Linked DNA regions of Homo sapiens: region 1 is linked to region 2. A link is an interaction called in ENCODE POLR2A ChIA-PET data of the cell type or tissue named here. Cell type or tissue: A673. All regions are shown on one strand. Each heading gives the region's core, and the rest is flanking DNA. Links, peaks and the distances in the headings are about the cores only.

What was found. ChIA-PET counts read pairs that join two places held together with the same protein. Peaks named below come from ENCODE experiments on the same cell type or tissue, not always from the same donor. Only the 100,000 strongest peaks of a DNase experiment are listed, where the experiment ranks them.
Region 1: POLR2A ChIA-PET joins it to region 2 with 12 read pairs; 4 of 35 experiments call an interaction of 5 or more read pairs at or near these places.

Annotation. Positions count from the first base shown.
Region 1 is chrX:71,314,732-71,323,056 of GRCh38, forward strand. It overlaps the pseudogene ZCRB1P1. Among named protein-coding and RNA genes, the nearest start is that of ITGB1BP2, 17 kb to the left of the region's middle. In A673, for the core only: no CTCF peak of the experiment used is centred there; no DNase peak of the experiment used is centred there.
Region 2 is chrX:71,249,057-71,257,381 of GRCh38, forward strand. It overlaps ZMYM3 (zinc finger MYM-type containing 3), which reads right to left and starts at 5,084. Exons shown (of 25, transcript NM_201599.3): 1 at 4,973-5,084; 2 at 3,533-4,218; 3 at 2,502-2,545; 4 at 2,122-2,188; 5 at 1,376-1,670; 6 at 970-1,147; 7 at 405-623; 8 at 1-113. The coding sequence starts at 4,199. It overlaps LOC105373247 (a long non-coding RNA gene), which reads left to right and starts at 5,752. Exons shown (of 4, transcript XR_938434.2): 1 at 5,752-5,944. RefSeq lists silencers at 5,580-5,629, 5,650-5,699. In A673, for the core only: a CTCF peak has its summit at 4,410; DNase peaks (open chromatin) are centred at 4,395, 5,165, 5,675 and 6,235; H3K4me3 peaks cover 2,884 bases; H3K27ac peaks cover 3,042 bases.

The sequences.
Region 1 (8,325 bases), core at 51-8,050, 65 kb after region 2:
CAGCCTGGGGGACAGAGTGAGACTCCATCTCAAAAAAAAAAAAAGAGAAAATATATCATTTTTCTTGGGATGACAGTAATAGTATTAACATGATAGTATTCTTATTTTTATTAAAATTAGATCGTCAAGATTGTTACTAACAAATCTTGATTTTTATTACTGTGCTAGGGCAAGATTTTAATCACTAAGTTCTTCCTCATCACGGAAATATGTGCTGTTCTTTATCCTTGGGGGTCTTGACTCACCTGATGTTGAGGGGCCTCCTGAACTGGGTTTCCATTTTTTTTGTTCTTCAATTTTGGCTTGCTGGAATGCTATGGCCTGACTGAGGCTGTCAAGAGCAGGATTCTCCCCTTCATCTTCACTTTCTACTACTTCCTCAATTTCTTCTGGTTCAGGAGCTTTCTTTTTTTTTCTTTTTTTCTTTCTTCTTTGGAGGCTCACGTTCTCCAAGCATATTTTTCGGACAGGCATAACTTAAGTGTCCATTTTCCCCACATTCATAACACTTGGATTTATCAAAGTAGTTTCGCCTTCAGATGAACACAGCTGCTCTTCCATTGTCAATAGCAATGCTTCCTCTTTTTTTGTTTTTTGTTTTGTTTTGTTTTGTTTTTTTTGAGACGGAGTCTTGCTCTGTCGCCCAGGCTGGAGTGCAGTGGCATGATCTCCGCTCACTGCAACCTCTGCCTTCCAGGTTCAAGTGATTCTCCTGTCTCACCTCCCTAGTAGCTGGGATTACAGGCGTGCCACCACACCCAACTAGTTTTTGTATTTTTAGTAGAGATGGAGTCTCATCATGTTGGCCAGGCTGGTCTTGAACTCCTGGGCTCAAGTGATCCGTCCGCCTCGGCCTCCCAAAGTGCTGGGATTACAGGCCTGAGCCACCGCACCCAGCCAATGCTTGCTTTTATCACTCTACCAAATAACTGTTTGTTGTTTATTGCCCTGGTACAGTTTTGTTCAGTCTTTATCCAAAAATACAATAAATGCAACCCCTTTACTCTTCCTGATATCTTTATCTTTCATTATGGTAACCTTTACAACTTTGCCATAGTTGGAAAATATCCGGTACAAGTCATTGTCAGGGAAAAGGGCAAGCTGGATACATACACTGTGCTCTTACTTGGAGCCAATCCACCACTCATTTCTTCAGGTGTGACGGTCCTGGGAGACCAGAAGAGTGCGAGCCCTCGGCTCAGCTGGGGCTCAACCCCGACTCTTCATAGCTGCTCGCAGCGGCCTTGGCATCACGAGTCCTGGGACTCATTTTTACACTCCTCCTTTTCTTCCTGGCCATTCAGTGATTCAGTTCCTTAGGACTCAGTCCTAGGATTGCACTCTTCTCATATAACTCTTCCAGACACCCTCAGTTATGTACATGACTTCAAATATCACCCCCATGCAGATGACTCACATTTTAATCTCTAGGCCATATCATTCCACTGAGGCTCAAATCCAGTAAGCATGTGTTTGCTATTATTATTACTGCTGCTACTATTCTTTTTCTTCACTGGAAGTTTTTTACCTCAGCATGTTAGGAAAGTTAGATGATTTTTTTATGGAAGGGGTGCGGACACATCTCCAATATCCAATTTTATAATGTTTCATTAAGAAAATAGGATTTTCGTGACAGGTTTTACACCTCTATAAAGTGATAGCATATTTACCACACAATTGCATCAGCTTCAGGATTAAGGGAGACTGTATTCACCTGATGAGGGAGTACAGTATTTTGTATAGAATGCCACTGTGCTAGGCACTTCTACCCACATTATTTTATTTAATCCTCACACTTGCTCTGTGAGGTAGGTATTATTATCACAACTTCTTATAGATGAGGAAACTAGGGAACAAAATAGAAAATAGCTTGCCTGGGATCATACAGCTACTGAAGAGCTGTCCTAGAGTCATTTGAAAACATCTACAACCTAAAAACCTAAAAGGGATCTTGGAAGAGGATCTTGATATGATGACCCTCTAGCCTAGCAGAGTCCCTTTGACAAGACTAACTGGGGAACAGGGAGGCTCTTGGTTGATCAGTGATATCTTACATTGATGTAAGGCTTTTCCAAATAACTTTTACATCTCTGATCACCTGCTCTCTAACCTCACTGAGATGCCTAGGTACTCTACCTCTCAATTCATCCAGATGAAGTAATTATCTCCCAGTTATAGTAGTTTTCTCTCCTACACTCCATGAACTGCCACTCCAATGTTACTGTCTCTGAGACCTCTGCCTCCATTATCCTCTTTCTTCCTTTCTGCTCCCAAAGTCCCAGAAACTGCTAGAGGGAGAACGAAGTAGACAAATATAAATTCATGCTGTCCAATTTCAACTTGGCCCTTGCAGCTGCTCAGCAACCCTTTTATTTGTCTCATACATTCCCTGGCACTCTCCCACAGAGGCTGTTCCAGACCTTCCTCTTCTTAAATTCCAACTCCTCCTGTTCCACTCCTTCAGACTAATCTGTGCACTTTCATCAGATGCTTGAGAATTCAATAACATTGTTTTAAAACTTTTTAATAAAGAATTTATAACATGTATAAAAGTAGACAGACTAGTATAATGAAAGTATTTCAGTATATATCTCTAAAAAGTAAGAATTATTTTTTAAAAAATCATATTAGCACACATAAACAATAATTCCTTCATATCAGATACCAAGAAGATACCTTCATATCATCAAATACCAAGTATTTTTATATATATATATATATATATATATATATTTTTTTTTTTTTTTGAGACGGAGTCCCACTGTATCACCCAGGCTGGAGCTCACTGCAACCTCCACCTCCCGGGTTCAAGCCATTCTCCTGCCTCAGCCTCCCAAGTAGCTGGGATTACAGGTGCCCACCACCACGCCCAGCTACTTTTTGTATTTTTAGTAGAGACGGAGTTTCACCACGTTGGCTAGGCTGGTCTCGAACTCCTGACCTCAGGTGATCCACCCGCCTCGGCCTCTCAAAGTGCTGGGATTACAGGCATGAGCCACCACGCCCATTCTCTCTCTCTCTCTATATGTGTATATATATGTGTATGTGTATATATATGTGTGTGTATGTATATATATGTGTGTGTGTGAGTGTGTGTGTGTATATATATATATATATTTAGACAGAGTTTCGCTCTTGTCTCCCAGACTGGAGTGCAGTGGCACAATCTCGGCTTACTGCAACTGCCGCCTCCTGGGGTCAAGCGATTCTCCTGCCTCAGCCTCCCAAGTAGCTGGGATTACAGGCGCCCGTCAGCATGCCCAGCTAACTTTTGTATTTTTAGTAGAGACGAGGTTTCACCATGTTGGCCAGGCTGGTCTCAAACTCATGACCTCACGTGAGCCACCACGCCCAGCATTTTTTTTCTTTTTTTTTTTTTTTATACAGAGCCTCACTCTGTCACCCAGGCTGGAGTGCACTAGCATGGTCTCTGCTTACTGCAACCTCCACCTCCCGTGTTCAAGTGATTCTCGTGCCTCAGCCTCCCAAGTAGCTGGGACTACAGGTGCACACCCCCACATCCAGCTAATTTTTTTTTTTTTGACACTGAGTATCGCTCTGTCGCCCAGTCTGGAGTACAGTGGCAGAATCTCATCTCACTGCAACCTTCGCCTCCCGGGTTCAAGCAATTCGCCTGCCTCAGCCTCCTGAGTAGCTGGGATTATAGACGGGTGCCACCACGCCCAGCTAATTTTTGTATTTTTAGAAAGACGGGGTTTCATCATGTTGGCCAGGCTGGTCTTGAACTCCTGACCTCAAATGATCTGCCTGCCTCGGCCTCCAAAAGTGCTGGGATTACTGGCATAAGCCAGCATGCCCAATTTTTGTATTTTTAGTAGAGACGGGGATTCACCATGTTAGTCAGGCTGGTCTCAAACTCATGACCTCAAGTGATCCGCCCACCTTGGCCTCCCAAAGTGCTGGGATTACAGGTGTGAGCCACCATGCCCAGCACAGGAACCCTTAATTTAAAAGTGACATATACTGGGGCTGGGCGCAGTGGCTCAGGTCTGTAATCCCAGCACTTTGGGAGGCCCAGGCGGGCAGATCACTTGAGGTCAGGAGTTCAAGACCAGCCCAACCAACATGGTGAAACACTGTCTCCACTAAAATCACAAAAATTAGCTGGGTGTGGTGGTGGGCGCCTGTAGTTCCAGCTACTTGGGAGCCTGAGGCAGGAGAATCGCTTGAACCCAGGGTGGGGGGGCATGGGGGGAGGTTGCAGTGAGCCGATATCATACCACTGCACTCCAGCCTGGGTGACAGAGTGAGATCTCCCTCTGAAAAAAAATAAAAATTAAAATTAAAAATTAAAGGTTATCTTTATCTCATTTTTTCCTTGCAATGTTTTCATTGAAGGAATTGGATTATTTTTCAGTAGAGTTTCACACAATCTGGGTTTTGCTGATTGCAATTTTGTCACATAATTTGTTTCCTTGACCTGTATGTTGTATATATTGATATAAAATCAATAACATCTTGGCTGGACGCGGTGGCTCACACCTGTAATCCCAGCACTTTGGGAGGCTGAGGCGGGCGGATCACAACATCAGGAGTTCCATACCAGCCTGGCCAATATGGTGAAACCCCATCTCTACAAAAAAATACAAAAATTAGCCGGGCGTGGTGGCGGGCACCTATAGTCCCAGCTACTCGGGAGGCTGAGGCAGGAGAATCACTTGAACCTGGAAGGCAGAGGTTGCAGTGAGCTGCACTCCAGCCTGGGCCGTAGAGTAAGACTCCCTCTCAAAAAAAAAAAAAAAAAATCAATAACATCTTTTTTTTTTTTTTTTTTTTTTGAGACAGAGCCTGGAGTAGAGTGGCACAATCTCGGCTAACTGCAACCTCTGCCTCCCAGGTTCAAGCGATTCTCCTGCCTCAGCCTCCCAAGTAGCTGGGACTGCAGGCGCCCGCCACCACACCCGGCTAATTTTTGTATTTTTAGTAGAGACGGGGTTTCACCATGTTGGCCAGGCTTGTCTCAAACTCCTGACCTCAAGTGATCCGCCCGCCTCGGCCTCCCAAAGTGTTGGGATTATTGGCGTAAGCCACCGTGCCTGGCCTACATTGCGTCTTTTATATTAATTGTCCCAGGTTTTTTTGTTTTTTTTTTTTTTGAGATGGAGTTTCGCTCTTGTTGCCCAGGCTGGAGTGTGGTAGAAAAATCTCAGCTCACTACAACCTCCGCCTTCCCTTTTCAAACGATTCTCCTGCCTCAGCCTCCCGAGTAGCTGGGATTACAGGTGCCCACTACCACGCCCGGCTAATTTTTGCATTTTTAGTAGATACTGGGTTTCACCATGTTGGCCAGACTGGTCTCAAACTCCTGACCGTGTGATCCCCCACCTCAAGCCCTCAAAGTGATGAGATTACAGGCATGACCTACTGCTTCTGGCCTCATTGTCCTGTTTTTAATGGTGACCAAGGAAATGGAAGATGTCTGGCTTGGAAAGTGACTTAGGAAGGAGCTGGGACCTCTTTAATAAGACTGAAACACATGGTTGGCGTGAAAGCTTAATAAATAGTAACAAAGGTCCAGGCAAGATAGGATGGGTGAGGGGCCATGTAGTGTCATATTTCTACTCAGCTGGTATGTAGAACATGTCAGGCAGGGAAGCAATTGGGCTAAAGACAGAACTGGAAAAGGAGAAGTAGCAGTTGAGGAAGCAGCTGGGATTATTTCTCAGGGGATTACTCTAAACTATACCCTGTTTTCTAAATATATCTTATTAATTCCCACCTCTGTGCCTTTGTCCAGGATGTTTGTCCTGGTTGGAATATCATCTCCTTTCTCTTCACCTATCCAAATCCTACTTATCTTCTTTTTTTTTTTTTTTTTTGGAGACAGAGTCTAGCTCTGTCGCCCAGGCTGGAGTATAGTGGCGCAATCTCAGCTCACTGCAACCTCCACCTCCTGCATTCAAGTGATTCTCTGTCTCAGCCTCCCGAGTAACTGAGATTACAGGTGTGTGCCACCACGCCCAGCTAATTTTTTGTCTTTTTAGTAGAGATGGGGTTTCACCATGTTGGCCAGGCTGGTCTCGAACTCCTGACCTCAAGTGATCCACCCACCTCGGCCTCCCAAAGTGTTGGAATTACAGGCGTGAGCCACCGTGCCCGGCTTTTTTTTTTTTTTTTTTTTTTTTGAGACAGAGAGTCTGCTCTGTCATCCAGGCTGGAGTGCAGTGGCGTGACCATGGCTCACCACAGCCTCAACCTCCTGGGCTCAAGTGATCCTCCCATCTCAGCCTCTTGGGTACCTGGTACTACAGGCATGCACCACCATGCCCAACTAATTTTTAAATTTTTTGTAGAGACAAGGTCTTACTATGTTGTCCACGCTGGTCTCAAACTCCTAGACTCAAGCGATTCTCCCATCTTAGCCTCCCAAAGTGCTGGGATTACAGGCTAGAGCCACTCCACCTGGCCTCCAAATCCTACTTATCTGTTGTAAAATTTATTTTTGTAATTTTTTTTTGAGATAGGATCTTCCTCTGTTGCCCAAGCTGGAGGGTAATGGTAGGATCATGGCTCACTGCAACCTCGACCTCCTGGACTCAAGTGATCCTCTCAGCTCAGCCTCCCAAGTAGCTGGGACCACAGGCTTGTGCCACCAGGCCTGGCTAATTTTTAATTTTTTTTTTTTTTTTTTTTGAGGCGGAATCTTGCTCTGTCACCCAGGCTGGAGTGCAGTGGCACGATCTCAGCTCACTGGAAGCTCTGCCTCCCGGGTTCAAGCAATTCTCCTGCCTCAGCCTCCCCAGTAGCTGGGACTACAGGCGCCCGCCACCACGCCCGACTAATTTTTTTGTATTTTTAGTAGAGACAGAGTTTCACCATGTTAGCCAGGATGTCTCAATCTCCTGACCTCGCGATCCACCTGCCTGGGCCTCCAAAAGTGCTGGGATTACAGATGTGAGCCACCACGCCCGGCCTAATTTTTAATTTTTATAGAGACGTGGTCTTGCCATGTTGTCCAGGCTTATCTTGAACTCCTGAGCTCAAGTGATCCTCCCACCTTGGCTTCCCAAAGTGCTGGAATTACAGGTTTGAGCCACCACACCCGCCCAATCCTACTTATCTTTAACAGGCAGTGCAAATTCCTTCTTTTCCATATTTTTGCTTATAGAGTCATAAAATATCTCTGGAAAGATAAATAAGAGATAAATAACATTTATTGCTTTCCCAGGAATGGAACTGGATGTCTAGAGGATTGAGCTGGGAGGGAGAAAGATACTGATTTGTTGCAGGAGGGATAGTTAATGTAATGAAACTGTCTAATATGAAGTTTTTAGAAGTAGAAGGAGGGAGACTGGAATTTGTAGTTTGAAGAGAAAGAGGAAGGTCTGGAACAGCCTCTGTGGGAGAGTGCCAGGGAATGTATGAGACAAATAAAAGGGTTGCTGAGCAGCTGCAAGGGCCAAGTTGAAATTGGACAGCATGAATTTATATTTGTCTACTTCGTTCTCCCTCTAGCAGTTTCTGGGACTTTGGGAGCAGAAAGGAAGAAAGAGGATAATGGAGGCAGAGGTCTCAGAGACAGTAACATTGGAGTGGCAGTTCATGGAGTGTAGGAGAGAAAACTACTACAACTGGGAGATAATTACTTCATCTGGATGAATTGAGAGGTGGATTACCTAGGCATCTCAGTGAGGTTAGAGAGCAGGTGATCAGAGATGCAAAAGTTATTTGGGGCCCAGTGTGGTGGTTCACACCTATAATCCCAGCACTTTGGGAGGCTGAAGCAGGCAGATCACCTGAGGTCAGGAGTTCAAAAACAGCCTGGCCAACATGGCAAAACCTCGTCTCTACTAAAAATACAAAAATTAGCCAGACGTGGTGGCATGCACCTGTGGTTCCAGCTACTCGGGAGGCTGAGGCAGGAGAATCACTTGAACCCAGGACGTGGAGGTTGCAGTGAGCCACGATCATTGCACCACTGCACTCCAGCCTGGGCAACAGAGTGAGACTCCGTCTCAATAAATAAATAAATAAATAAAAGTTATTTGGAAAAGGCTTATATCAATGTAAGATATCTCGGGATAGCCTGGGAGTCTCGCTCTGTCTCCCAGGCAGGATTGTGGTAGCATGACATCAGCTCACTGCAGTCTCTACTCCCGGGCTCAAGCAATTCTCCTGCCTCAGCCTCCCGAATAGCTGGAACTACAGGCATGTGCCACCATGACTGGCTAATTTTTGTATTTTTTAGTAGAGATGGGGTTTCCCCATGTTGGCCAGGCTGGTCTTGAACTCCTGACCTCAGGTGATCCACCTACCTCAGTCTCCCAAAGTGCTGGGATTACAGGCGTGAGCCACCACGCCTGG
Region 2 (8,325 bases), core at 269-8,268:
CAGCACAGGGAACAGAACAAGCTGGTCTTGCCATTACGATCCACATGTGATAGCATCTCAAAGTTCTTACACAGGGTCTTGCACCAGACACATGGGTACACACGTGTGTTTTTCTGTGAGGATGGGGAAGGAGAGGCTGAGGCTGGATTTGTCCCTTCACTTTTATTTTTTAAATGTTTTAAACATGAAATATTTCAGGCATACAAAAAAAGTATAGATGATGATGTAACAAAGACCTGTGTATCCACCAGCCAGCTTCAAAAATAAAACATAACGGATACAATTGAAACCCCCTTTATTTGTTTTATTTCTCCCAGCCCTTGACCCATCAGCCACCTTTATTTATAACCCAAGAACCACACCCCCTTCCACAGCCCTCTAATGCACTACTCCCTCGGCCCCACCTTCTTGTACGCCCCCAAGCAGGTTGTGTTGCAGAACCGCTTTTGTTGGCCCTCGTGGAAGAGGAGCTCAGGGCCAGGACTCCCGGTCTTGGTGTAGATGTAAGCCCCACACTGGTCACAACAGTTGGTTTTCAGTCCCTTGTTGGCCCGGAATTTGGAGAAGCAAGAATCGCTGCAGAGCCGGTGTACCACGCTGCCATTGCTGACCTCGTGCAGGACCTGCCACACACATACACGCACCCTGAGCTAGGGCCTGGCCACCACCGCCCACCCCAATGCAAGGTCAGCCCCCCACCTCACCCTAGACCTTCACAGCAGACAGTGGGCCCAGGGACCCCCCAACCTGCGCCGCAGGCTGCCGACTTGATGGTGAGGTCCTGGGAGGTAAGGAAGGCCAGCTGTGCACATCCTGGAGAAGCTCTGTCCTTGAATACGCTCCCTCATGATGGCCGCCTTTCCTCCCCACTCCCCTTTCCACAGGGCCTGGACCCTGCAGCCCCAGGATGGGAGGGGCAGGTCAGGGCTGGCCAGGCTCTGTAAATCAGCCCCCACTGAGTGTCCTCACCTCTCCAGTCTTCTGGCATATGCTGCAGCGAGTAGCGTCGGCGGGATCCCCAGACTGGGGGATCGGGCGCTGCTGCTGGGCCTCATACAGGGAGAGACAGACGGATGTGCAGAACTCATGGAAGGAGCCTCCAGAACCAGTCTGCGCCACAACCGAGTCCTTGGTGTTCCAGATCTCCCTAGAGGTGGGAACAGGTTTGAATATTCACTCAAGACCACCCTCTCATTTCCTCAGCTTCCGCCCCTCCTCCAGGATCAATGACCACAGAGCCAAATACTCTGACTCTCTCCCTACATCACTCTCTCGCCCAGCTCCATCCTGCTAGGTTCTTACCAACAGTCTCTGTCTTACTCATACTCCTGCCCAGATCCCTGCCCTCTGCATAGCCCCCAAGACCCTCACGCACTTCTTGCAGAAGGTACAGGTCTTTTTGCCCGAGGGCTTCTTGGAGAAAGTGGTGAGGCAGGATGACGAGCAGAAGAGCTGAGGCAGCCCCTTGCGCTGATAGGCAGTCTGCCCCTTCTGCAGTGGTGTCCGGCAATGTGCACAAGTCATCTTGGTGCCCACTGCAGAGCGCCCGGCCCTTTGTGACACACTTGAGCGTAGGGACATGCGAGGAGAGCGCCGGGGCCGGAATGGCACAAAGTCCTCATCATTGGGGTCATCTACCATGGCATCAGAATCCTCATCTGACACTGGAACTGAGAAAGTGGGGGGATGGACATGAGAAAGGCCACCAAACCAGGTCTCCAACCATCCCCTGACCAACAGTTCAGTCCCTCTCCTGGGATCCCTGTTGTTCCGGCCTTTACACCCTGGCCCTTGTTACATCAGTATCTTAAGACCTTGGTGTCTCTCTCCCTTGGTTACTCTGTAACCTCCCAGGGAGGGAAAGGGAGAGGCTCTAAATGAGAAGATTCGGAGACAGAGATGGCATAGCTGAAACAGGAAACTCGCCATTCTCACTGCTCTTGTTTTCAATTTCCCCCACTGCCCCTGGTTCCCATGCCAACCCATAGCAGAGACAGGCACTTCATGCGCTTCATGGAGCAGGACGGCAGGAGCTAGAAGATCCATGCCCTGCCGCATGCCACTTTCGGACCTTTTCCACACCCAGAACTCCCAGGTCACACTTCCTCAAATCCTACTTACTGCTCTCAGTGGAATCTACAACCTCAGGTTTTGGAGGTTCTGCTCTCCTAACGCGCTCGCTTCTCTTCTGTACCTCGGAAAGATGGGAGGGGAGGAAAACTGACACCCTGGCCAGGCTAACACTAGTACAGGGTTTGGGGGGGGATAGAAGATGGGAGGGGGAAGGGAGAGTGGGGACCCTTGGCCCAGCCCTTAGGAGGAGGGAAGAAAAGGAGGTTGGACTTTCTCCCCAACAAGCAGTAGACACTAGTGCTCCCTCCCTCCTCCTAACTCTCCTTACACACACTCTCTACAGAACAACATCTGGGAGGGAAAATGAAGGGTCTGTCCTTCCCAGAGCTAAGGGGGAACCAGACTCCTTCCAATCCCCTCCCCCTCACCCGTTCAGGCGGCTTCTCACTCGCCTTCGCAGTCAGGCCATCTCCTGCAAAGGAAGCAGAAGGCAGCCTAAATGTTGAGCCTGCCCTCACCACCCTCTCCCCGGCCCAACCCCCGCCTCCATTCCTGGGGAAGAACTTACTCAAAACTGAAAGGGAAAACTCGAGTGCCTGTGGCTTCTTGGGGCCCCTCTCAGGGTTACCTCAGGCTCTGTACTAAGGGTGGGGGGGTGCACGTGCAGCTATTCCATGAAAAAAAAAAAATCTATCCTTCCCACCAGCTTTCTGTCCCAATCCTTGGGGGTTAAGGAAACACAGGTAATATACCTTTCATTAAGAATTTATATTTTACCAATGAAAAACACACACAACCACCCAAAGGTAGCAAAAGGAAAAGGAAGCATCAGTGTATGGGTAGCTTCCCCTGGATTCAGGTGGTTATATAAGCCCTAAGACCCTCGTCACAGCCTGATAGAGGCACACCACTAGGCAGAAGAGGGGAGACACTAGAGCCTCTCAAGTCAAGGTTGTCCCTCCCCTATCAGAGACGCAATCCTAGACCCTGCATTTCTATCGCTCTGCTGAAATCCTTATGCTGTTAGGGGCTCCAGAACCTAGTTACCATTCATCAAACCCAGAAATCCCACTCCCATCTAGAACCAAAAAGCTGTAAAGGTCTTAGAACCAAGAAGCCTGGTGTACTCCCCCAAATCCTGAAGGAAGGACTCTGGCACCAAAAGCCCACTGGGGTAGGAAAAAGGGAACCCTTCCCACCAAATTCACTCCTCCCAACCTACGCTCCCTGAAACCTTACCCCATTCCTCCCCCACAGCCTGTGCCCACCCCTACTTTCCTTAATCTTCCTCTACACACCACCCCACTCCTCCCTCGTAAACCCCAAGTCCTTCCCCACACACATCCCTACACTTATCTCTCCACCCTCCTCCTCCCCACTACTTCCCAAAGCACATAGCCACCCCTCCTTACCACCACCCTCTCCCAGCCCTGATTCTCCAGATAATTAGGCAACCTACCTGGCAAGGAAGGATGTGCAGGGGGGCTAGAGCCCCCAGGTTTGGTCTGAGAACTGTTGATTCCATCCCCCAGAGTCTCTCCCACTGAAGGGCTAGGCGGGGCATTTGGGCTCTGTGGCTGCCCTTGGGGAAGCTCCTCCTCCTGCCCAGGGGAGCCCCTTCTTGCAGTAGCTATGGAGGTGGTCTCCTCCTCTTCAATATGTGGGGACTGCAGTGTTATTGGAGAATCTGGAGCCAAAGGCTCTAGTAGCCCCTCAGGTGAACAGGAATTTGCCCCAGCCCCTGGATCAGGTGGTACCACCTCAGGGGTCTGGCCCCCTGGTCCAGGCTCTAGGGTCTGATCTCCTGCATCCCATGCCAGGGTTCCCTCAGGACCGTGGTCCACCTCCGGGGGAGAGGGGGCTTTATAGAGCAGCCCCCCCAGCCCCAGCAACTCAGTGGCTCCATCCAGGACTCCAGGGTCTTTTTCCAGGCCAGCAGGGGTATCAAGCAGGTCCAGGGCTCCCGAGGATGGAGAAGGGCCAGGGGGGGCCCATCCTCGAGTTGGGGCAGTCTGGGATTCCAGTAGATCCTCTCCAAATTCCATGTCTACTGGTAGGTCTCCAGCCAGGGGCTTCTCTGGCAGGGTCAATGGGTCAAATGGACTGGGGAAATCACTGGGGTCCATGAGTATGGCTGGATATGTACTGCAGATTAGGAGTAGAAGAGGGGGCAGTAGAGGTGGTCTTAGCCTGAATTCCTTCTTATATAGGCTCTGAGACACACCCCATCATCCACTTGGATTTCTCATGAGCAGCCCCCACCACCACAATCTACAAGCATTTCCGAAGGCTTTAGTCCTAATGACCACTCCCCCCAATACAGCGCCCCCAGTGGGGAGAGGCGTTCCCCGCCCTGGCCCCGTGCCCACACTGGCCAGGCAGTCGGTCGTTCTACCCGCCCACCCCCCTACTCGACTGCAACTCCCATTCCCTTCCCCCCTTACCTTTTACCCCCCGCAACTCAGGCTGAACGCCCCCTTAGAGTCTCCTAAGGCCGTCGCCACCAGGAGCCTTTCCCGCCCCCGCGATCTCAGTTTCTATTCCCTCCCCACTCTGCAGGAGCCCCCCAGCTCCCCAGTCTTTACCCACCCTGTCTGGCCCCACCCCCCCTCCCCGCGTTGCTAGGTCCTCCCTCGGCCCTTCCCCCGCCCCCACAAACTGCCCTTCGCAACCCCTTCCCCCCAGTTACCTTTCAGGTCGCCCACTTCCTCAGCCCCGTCCCCCTTTCCCATTGCTCCTCCAGTCCTCCCTTCTCCTGTTGCCCACCCCCAACCTCAGGCATTTACAGGAAGACATTTTGGAGCTACGATCTCTCCTTAGACCCCCCCACCACCGCCTCCCGGCTACTGCAAGATCCCGCTTGCAGGTTCGGTTCGGCTTGAGCAGGCCCGACCCCTACCTGCGGCAGGGTTAGTGCAAAGGCTACAAGCCTAGAACTGCAGACAGCGACGGCCCCGCGCTCCTTCTCTACCTCCCTCCCTAGCAGCCGGGACAGGGGTCGCGGCCCCTTTAAATGGCAGCGCCGCTCGCAGCGCCCAGCGCTCTGCACCAGGCGGGCGGGCGGTGCCAGCAACCAACCCCATTGGCTGGCTCGAGGAGGGGGCTCGCGAGACAGCGCCGGCCCCCGGCGCGAGACTCCCAGTCCAGTGGCCGCCTGGAAATTGCGGAGTGGAATGCAGCCACTAGAGACGGCGCCTGAGCCCCCGCCCGGGGCCCCGTTAGTTGAGAAGGAAAAGATAGCCTCTGGAGCTTTGAAGCCGGCCCCCCGGGAAAGGCGGCGTCCCCTTTCCACCCAAGGGCCGAGTGCGCTCACCCACAAAAAACACAGATCTACGCACCTGCTCCCCTTACCTGGCTCAAGAGTCTGGCCCCCGTCACACCCTGCTCGCCCTACCTCCTGGAGCCCACTCTACCCGTGATCCCCTCCTCTCATTCAAATGGTTCCCGGTCCCCTCCCCCTCCCCGTGTCTCTCTTAGCTTCCCACTCGTGTTCACCCCCTCGGCGTCCGCCCCCCTCAATAGTCCCTACCTACGCCATGCAGCAGGCGCCTGCCAAGATTACCCTCCCCCATCCCCACCTCTCCGGGTCCCGCCCCCTGGGCGACTGTTGGGGTAGTGAGTGACAGCGGAGGACGGGGGGAGGCAGGGACCCAGCCCTCACGTGCCCCTCCTTCCCTTGTCTGCAGCCACGGGGCCCCCAAAACAGTCTGAGAGTCAGAGTTATGGGGTATCTGAAGCTTGATCCCCAGCCACACAGGTCGGGTTAAATGGCTCTGGCTCAGTGGCAACGCCTGTGCAGTAACCGTTACTGCTTGATGACCCCCAAACCAGGTCCTGCAAAGCTACCCCCTACTCTCTCAACAGTCTTAGGGTAAGTTCTGGGATCTTCTCCCTGAGTCTTCCTGCAGGAGCTCCCTGTATTATCTATGGAGTTTTCCTCCCTCACCAGGGCTGATCTCTCTCTCTCTCTCTCTCTCTCTCTCTCTCTCTCTCTCTCTCTCTCTCTCTCTCTCTCTCTCTGTATCTCTCTCTCTCTTTCTCCTCCAGCCCCCTTTCTGTCCTTGTCTGTCTCTCTCTTCTCGCTCTCTCTCTCTCTCTCCCCCTATCTCTTTTTGTCTCCTTCTCTGCCTCTCTGCTTCTCGTGCGCACGAGCACGCAGGCGCGCTACACGCTCCCCCCTCCTGGATGGTCCTTAGCATGTGGGTGTGGCTGAGGTTAGGCTAGAGAAGTGGAGTAGGGGTAGGTGGCACTAGCGTTAAGCCTACTGCCTTTAAAAAATTGTGCCAGCATCCATTCTCAGTCCGCATTATATTAATAGTTAGAGCACTTTACAATCCCCGCTCCCCACTTCCCACCACAGCCCCTAAGGGCTGAGAGCATTTAGTAGCCGAACTACTAGAGGAGGCTCAGGCTGGAAGGAAGTCTCCTTAGGAACAGGAAGGTTTGGTATCCAGTGCCTATTCTAGCCTGCCTCGTTGACTTCTGGCCTCTCCTCCTGGCCACACAAAGCCTCTCCTGCTCTTGTAGTCCTCGGGAGTTTACCCTCCCTTTTCTCATTCCTTTTCCCAGAAACCTTATCCTTGCTAGCTCCCCACATGGCCTTGAGGTTATCTTTGCTCCCTCCTACATACAGAGATAAAAGCCAGAGTTTCTTACTTTTAGATTTCCCAAATCCAGCTTTCTCTTTGTCTTAACCAGCATTCTGTGTACCCATCTCCTACCTCCTGTTTATTTCTATTCCTGGACCTCCCCTTTGCATTTTCTGCTTGTTCCATCTCAGTTGAGCCACCTAGTTTTTTCTGTATTGCCTGCCTTCCTCAACATATACTTGAATCCTTGGCTGCTCTGCTTGTGGAGGTGCCTGGTCACTATCTTTCAAGTTGAGGGGAGCTGATCTAACGGGGTTAAGTGGTGTGTTATTAATTCTAGACGCAGTGTGGTGGCCTAAGAATGGGTTCTGGAGTCAGACCAGATTTCTAATATCAGTTCTGCCTACTTTTTAGCCAGGTGACTTTGGACAAGTGACTTGTCAAGTGAAGGGCCTTAGTTTTCTCCTCTTTAAAACAGATAAGGAAACAATCTAAATGCCCAATAATAGGGGATTTTGGTTATGCAACAGACGTAGTCATTAACAACCACATTTTAAGTCTGGCGCAGTGACTCACGCCTGTAATCCTGGCACTTTGGGATGCCAAGACGGTTGGATCCTTTGAGCCCGGGAGTTCCAAACCAGCCTGAGCAACATGGTGAAACCCCTTCTCTACAAAAAATACAAAAAATTAGCAAGGTGTGCTGGTGTGCACCTGTAGTCCCAGCTACTCAGGAGGCGGAGGTGTGAGGATCACTTGAGCTGGGAGGCAGAAATTGCAGCGAGCTCAGATGGCGCCACTGCACTCCAGCCCGGGGCGACAGACGAGGGCTCTGTCTCAAACCAAACAAAACAAAACCCCACATTAAAAAAACAAAAACAAAAAACAACTAATGGCAGACAGCACAGAGGATTTTTACGGTAGCGAAAATACTCTCATGATACTGTAATAGTGGATACTTGTAAGTATACATTTGTTCAAAGATACAGAATGTAAACACCAAGGGTGAACTAACTCTAATGTAAACCGCAGGCTTTGGTTAGTAATGATGTGTTAATGTAGGTTCATCGATTTTAACAAATTTACCACTCTGATAGGGATGTTGGTAGTCAGGGGAGCCGTGACTGCATGGGGGAAGGAGGTATATGGGACTCTCCGGACCTACCTGTCAGTTTTGCTGTGAAACTAAAATTGCTCTTAAAAAATAAAATCTTTATTTAAAAAAATTAAAACCCATAGAATGTACAACACCAAAAGGAAGCCCTTATGTAAACTATGGCCTTTGGTTGATAATGTGTCACTGTATATTCATCACTGCAAGAAATTTACCACTCTGGACAGGATGTTGATAGGGAGGCTGTGTCTGTGTGTGGAGAGGGGTACAAAGGACTCTTGATACTTTCAGCTCAATTTTGCAGTGATGCCAAAACTGCTCTAAAAAATAAAGTGGGCCTGGTGCAGTAACTCCTGTAATCCCAGCACTTTGGGAGTCAGGAGAATCGCTTGAACCCGGGAGGCGGAGGTTGTGGTAAGCTGAGACTGAGCCACTGCACTCCAGCCTGGGCCACAGAGCGAGACTTCATCTCTCAAATATATATATATATATGTTTTGTTTTGTTTTGTTTTGTTTTTGAGACGGAGTCTTGCTCTGTCGCCCAGGCTG